Regions from separate parts of the Homo sapiens genome. Here region 2 is linked to region 1. A link is a contact called in ENCODE Hi-C or POLR2A ChIA-PET data. All regions are on one chromosome and are shown on one strand. The core of a region is the stretch at or near the end of the contact, and the rest is flanking DNA. Distances in the headings are between cores, read along the strand shown.

Evidence for each region. A loop is a pair of places that touch in the nucleus more often than their neighbours do. ChIA-PET counts read pairs that join two places held with the same protein, here RNA polymerase II (POLR2A). Pooled maps may share reads with other maps.
Region 2: a pooled map shows a loop between it and region 1 (2.8-fold over the local background). The contact joins the promoter of DPH2 here to the enhancer-like site in region 1. A Hi-C loop is called at or near these places in 3 of 50 pooled maps. POLR2A ChIA-PET finds 5 or more read pairs at or near these places in 4 of 52 experiments (AG04449, H1, MCF 10A and 1 more).

What each region holds. Positions count from the first base shown.
Region 1 is chr1:43,831,038-43,837,120 of GRCh38, reverse strand. The region is part of intron 4 of ST3GAL3 (ST3 beta-galactoside alpha-2,3-sialyltransferase 3); the gene reads right to left. Among named protein-coding and RNA genes, the nearest start is that of MIR6079, 4.5 kb to the left of the region's middle. RefSeq lists enhancers at 1,419-2,186, 2,187-2,954. Within about 2 kb of position 1,885, at least 19 of the 41 ENCODE cell types and tissues checked have a DNase peak (open chromatin) inside an H3K27ac peak, as active enhancers do.
Region 2 is chr1:43,968,402-43,974,329 of GRCh38, reverse strand. It overlaps DPH2 (diphthamide biosynthesis 2), which reads right to left and starts at 4,320. Exons shown (of 6, transcript NM_001384.5): 1 at 4,008-4,320; 2 at 3,622-3,734; 3 at 3,141-3,364; 4 at 2,260-2,943; 5 at 1,996-2,172; 6 at 961-1,915. The coding sequence starts at 4,154. The coding sequence ends at 1,791. It overlaps LOC124904167 (a long non-coding RNA gene), which reads left to right. Exons shown (of 2, transcript XR_007066053.1): 2 at 443-965. RefSeq lists enhancers at 1-217, 1,448-2,647, 2,433-2,977, 2,978-3,524, 4,010-4,289.

The sequences.
Region 1 (6,083 bases), core at 636-3,135:
ACTGTAAATTCCTAAGGTCAGAGGCTGATTTAACCCTGCCTACCCTCTCCAGTGCCTTGCATAAATGGGCACAAAGAAGACCCCTAAAACTTTCTTAAGGAACAAAATGACCCTGACAGTCTCACGGCAGACAAGGCAATCTCAAGGAACCCACAAGGCTGAGACTGCTACATATTTTTCAGAAGACTTGTGTTCTAATCCTGGCCTGTTGCTGTGTGACCATAATCATGCCACCTCACATCTTTGGGTTTCAACGTCTTATGCGTTCAATGTGGGTCTGGAGTCACTGCCCTGCCACCAAAATCTCTGCACTATGCAGTCTAGAGAAGATCACAGCCAAAGAACAGGATATAGTCAGTGAATGGGCTCCGTGACTGCCGGGGCTGGAGGCCCTGCATGCTGGGGCACCTGAGTGAGCCCTGGCTGGCTGCCAGTTCTGAGTCCCCACCTCCTCCACCCCCACCCTTGGGCCTGCTGCCAAAACTCTGGTGCCCAGCTGCTCTACTGTGCTGGGGCCCTGTGGCAAGCCTACCCTCCAGGCTGCCTTCTGCAGGGTCTGGACTGGGTGGGTGTGGGGTGGTGGTACCAGAAATGATGATGCCACTGCCTAGTGTGTGTCATGTCTGATTCACCACAGACCCCTCGGGCCTAGCCCAGAGCCTTACACAGAGTAACTGCTCATTGAACACAAACTCATCTGATCAATGCACAATTTCTTTTAGAAATCTACATTTTCAAGCATCCCCCACCACGGAAATTCAAAGCCTGAAATGCAAATCTGAAGGCTGAGTGACAAGCCAAGGAGTTGGGACTTTATTTGGTAGGCAAAAGAAAGCCAAAAGTCTAACAAGAGAAAAACAATATTTTCTTATGTAAACAACTGTATTTTTGAAATGAAATATAAACCTCAGTGCAATTACAGAACTGACTAGAAGCTTTTTGACTAGGCACAGTGACAAAAACGTTCTAGATGTTTTCAGTTAGCTCTCTCAACAACTCTGTGAGTTGGTGCTATGAATTAATTTACACACAAGGCCTAGAAAGATGAAGAGACTAATCCAAGATCATACAAGTGGTAGACACTGGATTAGAACCCAAGGTCTCTAACACCAGTGGAGGAACTCTTAACAGGGCACTGCCACCAACACGGTCACGGAGGAAGGCACAGGACAGCACAGGAGTGGTCAACACAGTCAGACACGGGGTGGAGAAGACAGTCCAGAAGGCCTCACACAGCTTTGGTCTGCGGCAGTAAGGCATTTTGAGTCTCTTCATGTCCTGTCCCCAGTCCCCACCATCTGCTTGCCTGCCTTGTGCTGTGAGTTCCTGTGGTCTTTCTGAATTCCAGAAAGTTTCATAAACAGCAGAAAGATGGACAGCAGGTGCCCTTCTTAACACAGTGCAGTGCAGAAATAAATGAACAACAGACAGACCTTTGGCCACCTCTTTTCTCTCTAGTTTACCCCATCAACTTTTGGCAAGGTACTTAAAGAATAAGGGCTGTGGGACAGTCCAGGGGGCACAGGATCACGTCATCTACAATGGAGAGGGAGCTGGAGCCCAGCAGGCAAGGCAGGAGATACTGCTCTCTCCATGGCAGTGGAAGGCAGTCCAATATCAAGGATGATGGGCTCCAAATCAACCCCTCATTTAGAAAGCGACAGTAACTCCTAAAACGTACAACTCTGGGTACAGTGGGTCATGTCAAGTTATTACCAAATTAAAATGCCTTAGAAATGGCCTCCTGACTATCCCAGTGAGAGAAGAATAGGGGGAGTGTTGGGGATTCTGAGTCATCCAGCAGGCTGGGACCTCTGGGGCAGTTAGCGGTCAAAACCACCAAGATTAACGGTCGCCAACTCCCTGGGGCCAGAATAGTCAGTCTCTCTAAGGCACTCACACTCCAAATGCCAGCAGGCCCCCACAGATGTCTGATCAAATCACTCAGCCCTTGTTCTTCTCCTACTCTGCAGCTGGCCTTTCATTTTGGGAGATTTAGCATTAAACCCAGTAAGAGCACCCATTGTCCTGCAAACGTGACTACCAAGCCCCTGGGGTGAAGAGTGTTACCACTGCACTCACAAGAGGAAATCCAGATGGACAGGCTGGAGCCCCAAAGAAGGAACCAGACGCTTCCACTCTCCTGCTTCACTCAGAAGGACTGAGTTTAAGGAATCAGGCCAAGCAATGGGTCATAAATGGAAAAAGCATCAGATCTGGAATCAGAAACTGTCACAGAGGACACTGACAAGCAAGTGATGGAAAATCTGATTTTCAACTTCCCCATGTGCAGTGGAAACCATGTAATTCCAAGAATCGCATCAGGATGTGGTGAGGGAGCACATTTGGAGGGGACACACATGCTGTGTGACACGCGTGGCTGCCATAAGCGCCTGGCTCGGGTTCAGATCCAACCACAGGGAGAGTCACCACATGATATCTAGTGGGAGGGTGCCCTGGCTGACGTGTGTCTGAAGGATCAGCATTTGGGAGATGAGGAGTAGCACTGCAGGAGGCTGAAAGAGCAGGAGAGTGTGAGGCTGTGGTCAACGAAGTGTCTTAGGAAGGACGCAGAGACCAACTGCGTCACACACTGTGGAGGTCCAGTAAGGTGTGGCCACAGGACTAAATGCTGGATTCGGCAACAGGGAGGTCACCACCAACCTCAACAACAGCCATTCCACTGGAATGTGGAGGTGAAACTCGTTTCACTGGGTTTAAGAGAAAACAGGAAGAGACAAACTGAAGTCATGAAACACAGACTATTTTTAGGAGTTCTGCTACAAAGGAACAAAGAAATGGGGCAATAGCCGGAGCGGGGAAGCAGGGTAAAGTGTTTTTTGAGGTTAGGAAATATTTCCCCAAGTTTACAAGCTGGTTAGAATAAAAGAAAAACTCACAATGCAGTAGAGATAGGACAGTTGTAGGGAGAATGTTTCTTTTTGTTGTGTTTGTTTTCTGAGACGGGGTCTCACTCTGTTGCCCAGGCTGGAGTGTGGTGGCATGATCTCGGCTCACTGCAACCTCCACCTCCGAGGTCCAAGTGATTCTCCTGCCTCAGCCTCCCGAGAAGCTGAGGTTACAGGCGCCTGCCACCGCGCCCGGCTAATTTTTGCATTTTTAGTAGAGACAAGGTTTCACCATGTTGGCCAGGTTGGGGGAGAATGCCTGTGAGAAGGCGGAGGGGGAAAGGATCTAGCGCAAAACTGGAAGGGCTGGCCTTAGCTCTGCTCCCTTAGCCCGCCTTGGCCAGGGATGCCTATTTTCTAAGCACCACTTCCCTTGCGAACTTTCCATGATACTTCCCTTCTCAGGTAGAACCCATCCCCCTGTGGACCTGCGCCACCTAGGGCAGACCTTCATCTTCACTTGCTCACTTGTTCCCCCATTCTCCTACCGCCTTCCCCTTTCTGCCTCTCATTTCCACAGGCAACAAATATTTAGAGACAATAGAGTCACTCTGCTTGGATTTTTATCCTGGCTCTCTTAATAGCTGTGTGATTTGGGGCATGTCTTTTAAATTGTTTTGTGCCCTTAATTTGCACATCTTTAAAAGTGGGATTATACTAGTACTTACTTTATAAAATTTTTTTGTTAAGAGTTATGCTGAGAAAGAAGGGCTGGCACTGAGTACGGTGTCTGGCCCCTCGCTGGTGCTCAGTACATGCTAACTAACTGGCCTGGGATTAAGGATACAATGATGACTAGGACATAGTTAAGGCCTAGCATTACACTCCATTACACTGAAGAGTAATTGTCCATTTAAATATCTTTCTCTCATAGAATATGATCATTTTAGCAAAGCATGTATGGCACAGAATATACAAGTACCCAATAAAATGCTGGACTGAAATCAGTTGGTTACCTTGCCTTGGAAGGTTAATCAACAGGAAGTGTAAGGGGGAAGTGGGGTGATGGCCAGGGAAACTGGGGAAGAGTCATTGACAGTGATTCCTGAGGACTCTACAGATCAGTGATGGACATTGTGTAACCATCAGTCTAGTTTCTAGAACCATCTCAGAGAGGACTGGACTCAGATCAGCCCCTACCATGCCTGCTCCCTCGTTTCATGTGCTAATTTAGTTTAAAGCATTCCTTATGAGAAAAGAAGACCATGTAGGCAGCACTTAGCACACTGCCTAACAACCCAGCAGCTTAATCAAAGCCAGTGTTACCATGCTAGGGGGACATGCATGAGCGTGCAGATGAGCCTCTCTACACAGAGCTCTTTCCATCCACAGAGGAGGGAATTCTTCAATTCCATCTTCTACCTTCCTCATGAGGATGCCTTTCTCCAAGTACTAGAGAGTTGTTTCTGGGATAATGACATGAGGAGGGAAATGGCAGAAGCAGCTTCGCCTAGCTTGAGTAATCCTATTCTGTCATTAAATATTTTCACTTTAATTTTTTTTTTGAAATAGCCTTTACTGCCATAGATCCTCTCAAGCCCCAAGATGGAAATGTTTCTCCTTAAGGACAACTTCTGTCTCCTCTGACTGCCACCTGTCTGACCTGTTACTCCAAGGTCTGCTGGGTCTTGCTTGCATTGTCACCAGTTTCATCATCTACCCACATGTGGGCTGTGCCAATCCATTCTACCCTAGACATCACTGACTCTTTGCTCTTTGTGGCTTCCAATGTAGACTCAGGTTTCTCTACAGCTTTTGCCATCATGATACGTGTACAGCCATCTACGACAAATGCTGAAGCACTGTCAAATGTCTTCTATCACTTTAAGAAAAAAGGGACTGCTTGATCTGAGCCATCTGAAACTTGTGGTATTTCTCAGCTCCGGAGGCCCTGCCTTTCTGCTCTTGCTGCTAGGCACTGCAATACCTTTTCATCAAACCAGGCCACCTTCCTATTTGATCAGTGATTGTGGAGCTGACATTAACTCCAGGTTACATTTGTCTCCAGAGCCTTGTAATTTATTTCCTCTTAGCTGGAGGGATGCTCCCCACTAAGTTCTCCAAGTGCTTCAACAGACAATTTTCACGGAGGCACTCCACCAGAGATCTGCTGTGACTCTCCAATTCAATTTTGCTTCCACACTTTATTTCCTTAAAAATAAAAACACATCCTCTTTCTGGGTGGTAGTGAAAGACACAAGAGAAGTAACATTCACTGAGCACAAACCAGGCACCAGACAGCGGATCTAATGATCTAATTCAGCTTTACAACAATCCTCTACAAAGTAGTACCTCCCTTAGACCCAGGCATATGGGGCTGAAGGAGTCCAGGAGAAGCCATGGTTAGAAGATGCACTGTTCTGTTTACACTATAAAATGTCAAATGATACATTTAATATGACCAGAAAACAAATTACCATTTACACTTTCCCTGCACTCTCTGACACTGGTGTGTGTTCATGACCAACAAAGCAGTCCCATCTTTGAGATACTCCCAGGTCTCAGGAAGGATAGCGCAGCCTCATGAAATGATGTATCCAGCATGAGCTGAATGGTACTGGAGAAATGAAGGGAGAAGATCACTGTTTCCACAAAACAGTTTCCAAAAAGCCATGGCATTGAGTACTAATAATACAGATACTTGTTGTTTGTGGCAGGAGATATGAAACTTTCCAGCAATGATACATTTGACAATAGAAAACACAGAGATGGTTCCTGAACCTGAACAGAAAGAGTTGGTGGTGTCTGGGTAGCAAAAGGAATTTTCATATGCACTGATTGGATAACAAATACATAAGTATCTCTTCTCTACCCATTGTTCTAAATCCTTAGTAAGTCAATATATCATACATGGACCCATCAACTGGTTTATACAGGCAGAGGCCTTGCAAAACGTTATTTGGCCAGGGCCCTGTCTACCTTTGGAGCAGTCCTACTCTAAGGTAAGTATTATTTTCATTTTTGACAAGAGAAAACTGACTCCAAAACTCTCTCCTGTTCTTCCCAAAGCCCCTACTTTCTATGATGTAAAGTGTAATCAGCTTAAGGTAAGAAGATTGGAGTTTAAGCCACCAGTTCTACTTACTAGGTGTGCAACCTCAGGTAAGACACAACTGGTTTCCTTAACTCTTAAAATAGCTATAGTAATGCACATTTTATAGGGCTGATGGGAAG
Region 2 (5,928 bases), core at 3,071-5,570, 130 kb before region 1:
CCTTCTAATATTCCCCCACTAACTCCCTCCTCTGGCTGCACTGCCCTCCTTGCTATTTCTTTGAACGTGCCAACCATACCGCGACCTCACTGCCCTTGCACTTGCTCTCTCTGCTTCTCCTAACTATACATGCGGCTCATCCTGTAACTTCCTTTCAGTTTTTGCTCACCTTCTTGAAAAGGCCTTCTCTGACCATTCTGTTTAATATTCCACCCCACTTAAACGCTCCTCTGCTTCCCAGCTTTACATTTCTCACGGTACTTACTGATCACCATTTGGCATACTAAGTATTTTATTTGTCCAACTCCCCTGGAAGAGTGGAAGCACCATGGCTTTTGTGTCGCTCACTGCTGTATTTCCAGTACCTGGCACAGAGTGTGTCCTCAGTACATATTTGTAGAACACATGACTGATGCCCACTTTGTCTGGGTTACCTTGTTAGCTTACAGCTCTGCCTCCACCATTAGACTAGGCATTCCCTGAGGGCAGGGACCACATCTCCTTTGTTCACCTTCAATACCCTCGACAATGCCACTGTGACCAGATTCTCAACAAATGTGGGGAAGAAGAGGCGAGTCTTTTCATTTCACCCCTCTCCACCTTTAGGGCCCAGCAACCCCACTTGCTTGAAGCATCCGCCATGTTGGTTCATGTTTAAGCCCAAAGGTCTTTTTCACTCCTTTTCTCCTGACAATTATTTTTTCCTCCAAAAGATCCAGCATAGGTGTTATGCCCTCTGGGAAGCCTCCTCTTAGTCCTTGTCAGGTATCTCCTGTGGGATCCAGCTGTCCCTGGGGCTTCCCTCCTCCCAGATAGAGCTGTTTCACTGTGTACTGACTGCGTATTTAACTCTCTTTCCAGGTACACTGGAAAGGAATCTGGTTAAATACAGTTAACATCTACATCCCAGGACCAGTGCAGGACCTGCAGTATTTCATGAATTAAAAAGAAACACAAAGAGAAAAGGTATCTGGTTTATTTAGGTTGCTGTGATCTCCCTGAGAAATAAGAGTCAGTATAGACCAACGCTGTCCAACCAATAGAACTTTCTGCCATGATGGCATATCCTGTAGCTGCACTGTCCCCTCATGTGGCTGTCTGAACACTTGAATGACTAATGTGACTGAGAAACTGAGCTTTTAATCTTAATTAACTTAAATTTAAGTTTAGCCACATGTATTTAGTGGCTACTGTACTGGACAGTGCAGGTCTAGCTAGACCAGTGGTTCTCAATTGAGGGCAATTTTCCCCCACAGATAACATTTGCCAAGGTCTGGAGATATTTTTGGTTGTCACAACTGGGGGAGTGCTTCTGATGTCTAGTGGGCAGAGGCCAGGGATGCTGCTGAGCACCCTACCATACACCAGACAGCCCCACAACAAAGAATTATCTGGCCCCAAATGTCAAGTACGAGTTTGAGAAACCCTGGTCTAGACTGTCTAGCACCTGCCTTTTGACAAGGACAGACCCTCAACTGCAGCCTGGGAACTGGGATTGGCCAAAGGTCCTGGGCTGCCCTCAGGAAGACAGATGGGTCCAGAGGCCTCAGGGAAGTCCCTAAGCCCTTTATTCCATCAGCCAAACAACACGCATTACTGGGCATGTGCTGAGCTTGTGCCAGTGCCAGGACAGGACAGAGACGGATCCTATCCTGTGAAGGGCTGCCTGCTCTCCCTCCTTCCAGGGTCCTTCAAGGATCTTGGCAGGGGGATGGGAGGTTGGTGCAGGGAGCACTAAAGGTCCTAGCAGCCATTCATAAGTCCATCTATGTCTCCAGCCCCACATGGTATCAGCCGCTTCCCTCATCCTCATAGGCGATGGCAATCCCTCGTCTTCCACTCACAGCTTCTGTCACTGGCGTCTGACCCAGGCGGGGCTCCAGCCCTTGCCAGCTCCGGGAACTAAGGAATGAGGCTGTAGAGGGAGGGGGCTCAGTCTGAGTGCGCTGCATCTGGAGAAAAAGCTCAGCTGGGAGTGGAGACTTGTACATTTACCTGCAGGACTGCTCTCAGCCAGCTCCAGCTGGGGCCGTGGGGTCAGAGCCAAGCTTCCATGATCATTTGATGACTTCCAGGCAGGTGGGGGTCGGAGATCTCCAGTAATGAGTGACACGTCTGGGGTTTCCCACAGCTCTGACTCAGGTGGTGGGAGAGCCACGTGGAAGGGAGAGCCTGAAAGGGAGGAGGAAAGAAAATCCATACTCACCCCCTGACTCCGTGCCCCAGGTTTCCAGCTTAGGCAATGCCCCCACTACTCACCAGGCAATAAGTCCGCATAATGTGTGAGGTGGGGAGCCAGGCCTGGAGGTGGCCAGGCAGGGTTGCAGGCAGCTTCCAGCTCACATGGTGCCAGTATAGGCTGGAAGAAGCTACCAGAAAGCTGGGGGGCTAGAGCACCCAGAGGACAGGCTAATAGCACAAAGACATCCACCTCAGGGAAGTTGGCAAGCTTGGCAGGGGTGGGCCGCCCCAGGGCCAACACATAGCTACGCTTGCCAGCAGCCTGAGTCAGGTTCCGCAAGTGGGCCAGTGCCTCACGGTGTTGGGCTACACCCAGTGTGCCTGCCAGCAGCCCTACCACGCGGGCATCTCTGGCCCTCTCTACCAGATATCGTCTTCGTGCCCTTAGCCGTCCAGCCCGGGCACCCTCATCCTGAGTCTTCCCTGTATCTGGACAGCAGGAGGAGAAGGGTTGACCTGGTGCCCACCCCAAGAGCAGCCGACTCAGGTCTGGGTCAAGGTCTGGGTCAGGGCTGGCCTTAGAGCCCCCTACATAGAAGGCACCATACTCTTCTAGACGCCTCCCTGGGGCAAGGGGGAAGCGGCGCCCAAAACGCTCTAGGGGCATAGGCTCTGGACTCAGGGAACCCACTGGTTGGGGAAAAGCTGGGCTGGAGACTAGCAGGTCCAGGTACCGTGGGCGCAGGAGAGTAGCCAAAGCCTCTGGAAGAGAAGGAGGTAGTGTTGAGGTTGGAGCCTGGCAAAGCAGGAGCTCCCTCATCCCCAGGAGACTAAATATGACCCAGTAGGCTGGGGCCAAGCCCATATCAAGAGTTCTATGGATGGTATATGGAAATGGGGAAATTAAGGCATAAAGCAGTTGGCTCACCCTTTGTGCATACACAGGCAAAACCCCTTACCCAGGGCATGGGCACAGGCCGGCTCACTCAGCAGCACCACAGGCGCTTTGGGGTCTGGGTTCTGGGCCTCAAAGGCCTTGACACAGAGCTCCAAGGCCACAGAACGTTGACGAAGCACGAAGGCAACGGGCAGTGGGCGGGCTGGAGGGCTTAAGCAGGCAGGGCCAAAATGTATGAGAGCCTGAGCTCCAGCTTGCTCAGCACCCAGCACATCCACGCAGCAGCTGCAGGGAAGATAGCATCAGAGAAATGGGTTCTCTTCTGGAGGCGAGTTGCTGTCATCACTGGGAAATGTGGTCAGTGAATAAAATGGTTTCATTAAAGGAAGACATTGTCAATGAAAGGAGCTAGCATCAGAAGGGGAGTCATTACCATTATCATCAAGGAGAAACACCACCATTGAAGGCAATCACTGTCATAGACGTAAAACCCCATGAGCCCCGGATCCCCAGGCCTGGCCCACCTAAGGCCAAGTTCACACCTGCCGTAGGCTGTGTCACCCAGAATGAACATCTTTGACCCTGTCGTCTCCTCCAGTCGTGCAGCCACAGCCACAGCATCTCCCAATAGCTGGTCAGGGAACTGCAAGGCAACCTATAAGCATAAACCATGGAGTCAGGGACAGCCTCTCTCCCACTGAGGGCTTCTTTAAAGCAATCTTCCAGGAGCTCCCACTCAACCTTCAAAGCCCCTGGTCCCAGAGGGGCACTCTGCCCCACGTAGTAGGTGGAAGGGAGGGATGGTCAACGCGCTGCGGACAGACTGATTCCCCCACCCTCTCGCCCTCACAAAATCCCCCAAGATCCGGATCCTCTGGGCGACCCATCCCGACAGAGGCGAGCCACCCTTCCCTAAGTCTGTCCTCACTCGTTCACACCCCAGGTCGCGGACAAATCCAGCGACTCGCTCCAGCTCGTACACTCCGTCCAGGTCCGGAAGAGGAGTAAGCAGTCCTGGCACCCCGGTCTCTCGCTGCAGCGCCGCCTCGGCAGGGCTGCTAAACATCGACTCCATGAGGCACAGCTTGGGTGGTGGGATGCAGCGGGGACCTCCCTGGGACAGCTTCGGGGCCTGAGTCCTCTAGAGCAGCCCTCAGGGGGTCAAAATCGCCTTGTGGGGGTAGGGGGAATCACAGTCGGCCTTCAGCCGGTGAGTATCCCCTTCAGCCATCCTAACTACTGTTTCTCCGCTACACGTGGGACTACCGGGGAGGTTACTTCCGGGTTTTAGAGGCGTGGCTGATAGCGATTTTGCCAATCCTAAGTCAGCACAGCTCCCGCCCTCCAATCCCCGCCACCGCCCCGCACAGAGAACCAATGTTCAGCCTGAGTCCCAGGCCAGCCGGAAGTACATCGAGGAAGGCGCGGAGCCTTGTGGGCATTGTAGTTCCCCTGGCCTCCTCTCGGGCGCTGGGAGTCCGGTTCAGCCGACCCGCGGCCATCAGGAACACCGACTTCACTGTTAAGCATTTCACGTGCACTCTATCCTCTGGGCAGTATCACTGCATAATTCTTTCATTCATTCATTTTTTTTTTTTTTTGACAAGGTCTCGCTATGTTGCTTGGACTGGAGTGCAGTGGCGCGATCTCCACAACCTTCACCTCCTGGACTGAAGCCATCCTCCCACCTCTGCCTCTTGAGTAGTTGGGGCTACAGGCGCACCACCACATCCAGCTAATTTTTGTATTTTTTGTAGAGACAGGTTTTTGCCATGTTGCTCAGACTGGTCACAAACTCCTGAACTCAAGCAATCCACTCATCTCGGCCTCCCAAAATGCTGAGAGTACAGACGTGAGCCACCGTGCCCGGCTACACTGCATAATTTTAAACTTGGTGCCGACCGGCTCGGGTTTGAATATTGTGCTTGGTCACTTGCTACTGAGTATCTTAGGAATGTCCCTATGCCCATTTCCTTATCTGAAGAATGGGGAGTTGTGACAATAGTACCTCTTAATAAGATTGTTGTGAGGGTCTAATTAATTTATATACAAAACTTTACAAAGTAGTTCTTTGGATATCGCATGCAGTGAAAGCATTTGCTATTTAATCAGCCAAATACTGAGCACTTACTGTACATTAGGCACTTCATTTTTAGTGTTTACAGTCTTTGGAGTAAGAATTATCCCGAGTGGTACCAAGGACATGACTGGCACATCCTCAAGTCACAGGAGATGCTCTGCACAGCTCCAGCCATCCTCAAACACTGCTGCTTCCCAGCAATACCCCCAGTGCATACCACATAGACCTCTACCCTCCAGCCCCTCACATCCCCTCTACTCCCCATGTTTACTTATATGCAAACACCCCCACATGCAACATCACTTGAAATGCCCTCCTTACATACCTCTGTCAGATACGGAAACTGAGGTTCAAAGAGACTACTTGTGTAATAAGACACTAATTCTGTGGCACAACCAGCATCAAACCCGGATCTATTGAACAGGGAAGGAGTGGGATGAATGTGGGAGTAACGAGTTCCCCATCACCCACAAGGAGATTGAAAGCTCAAGGGTAAAAGTGGGGAGAACTCATTCTGCTCTTCAGATCTTACTGAGGAGAAGCCTGGGGTACCTGAGAGGCAGCCTAGGTGAAACTATAGCTGAGGAGACAGAAAGGGAGGCAACACTGCTAAGGGAGAAAAGCAAGAATAGGTCAGGAGCTGTCCCTGGTGCTGATTGATCCCTGACCATCCTGTGCTGGAGGTCCTGTGTAAGCGGGGAGCAGCGGACATATGGACAACCTTAGGTCCTACTTTCCTCTTTTCTCCTCTGCGGCTGAGATATCTTCT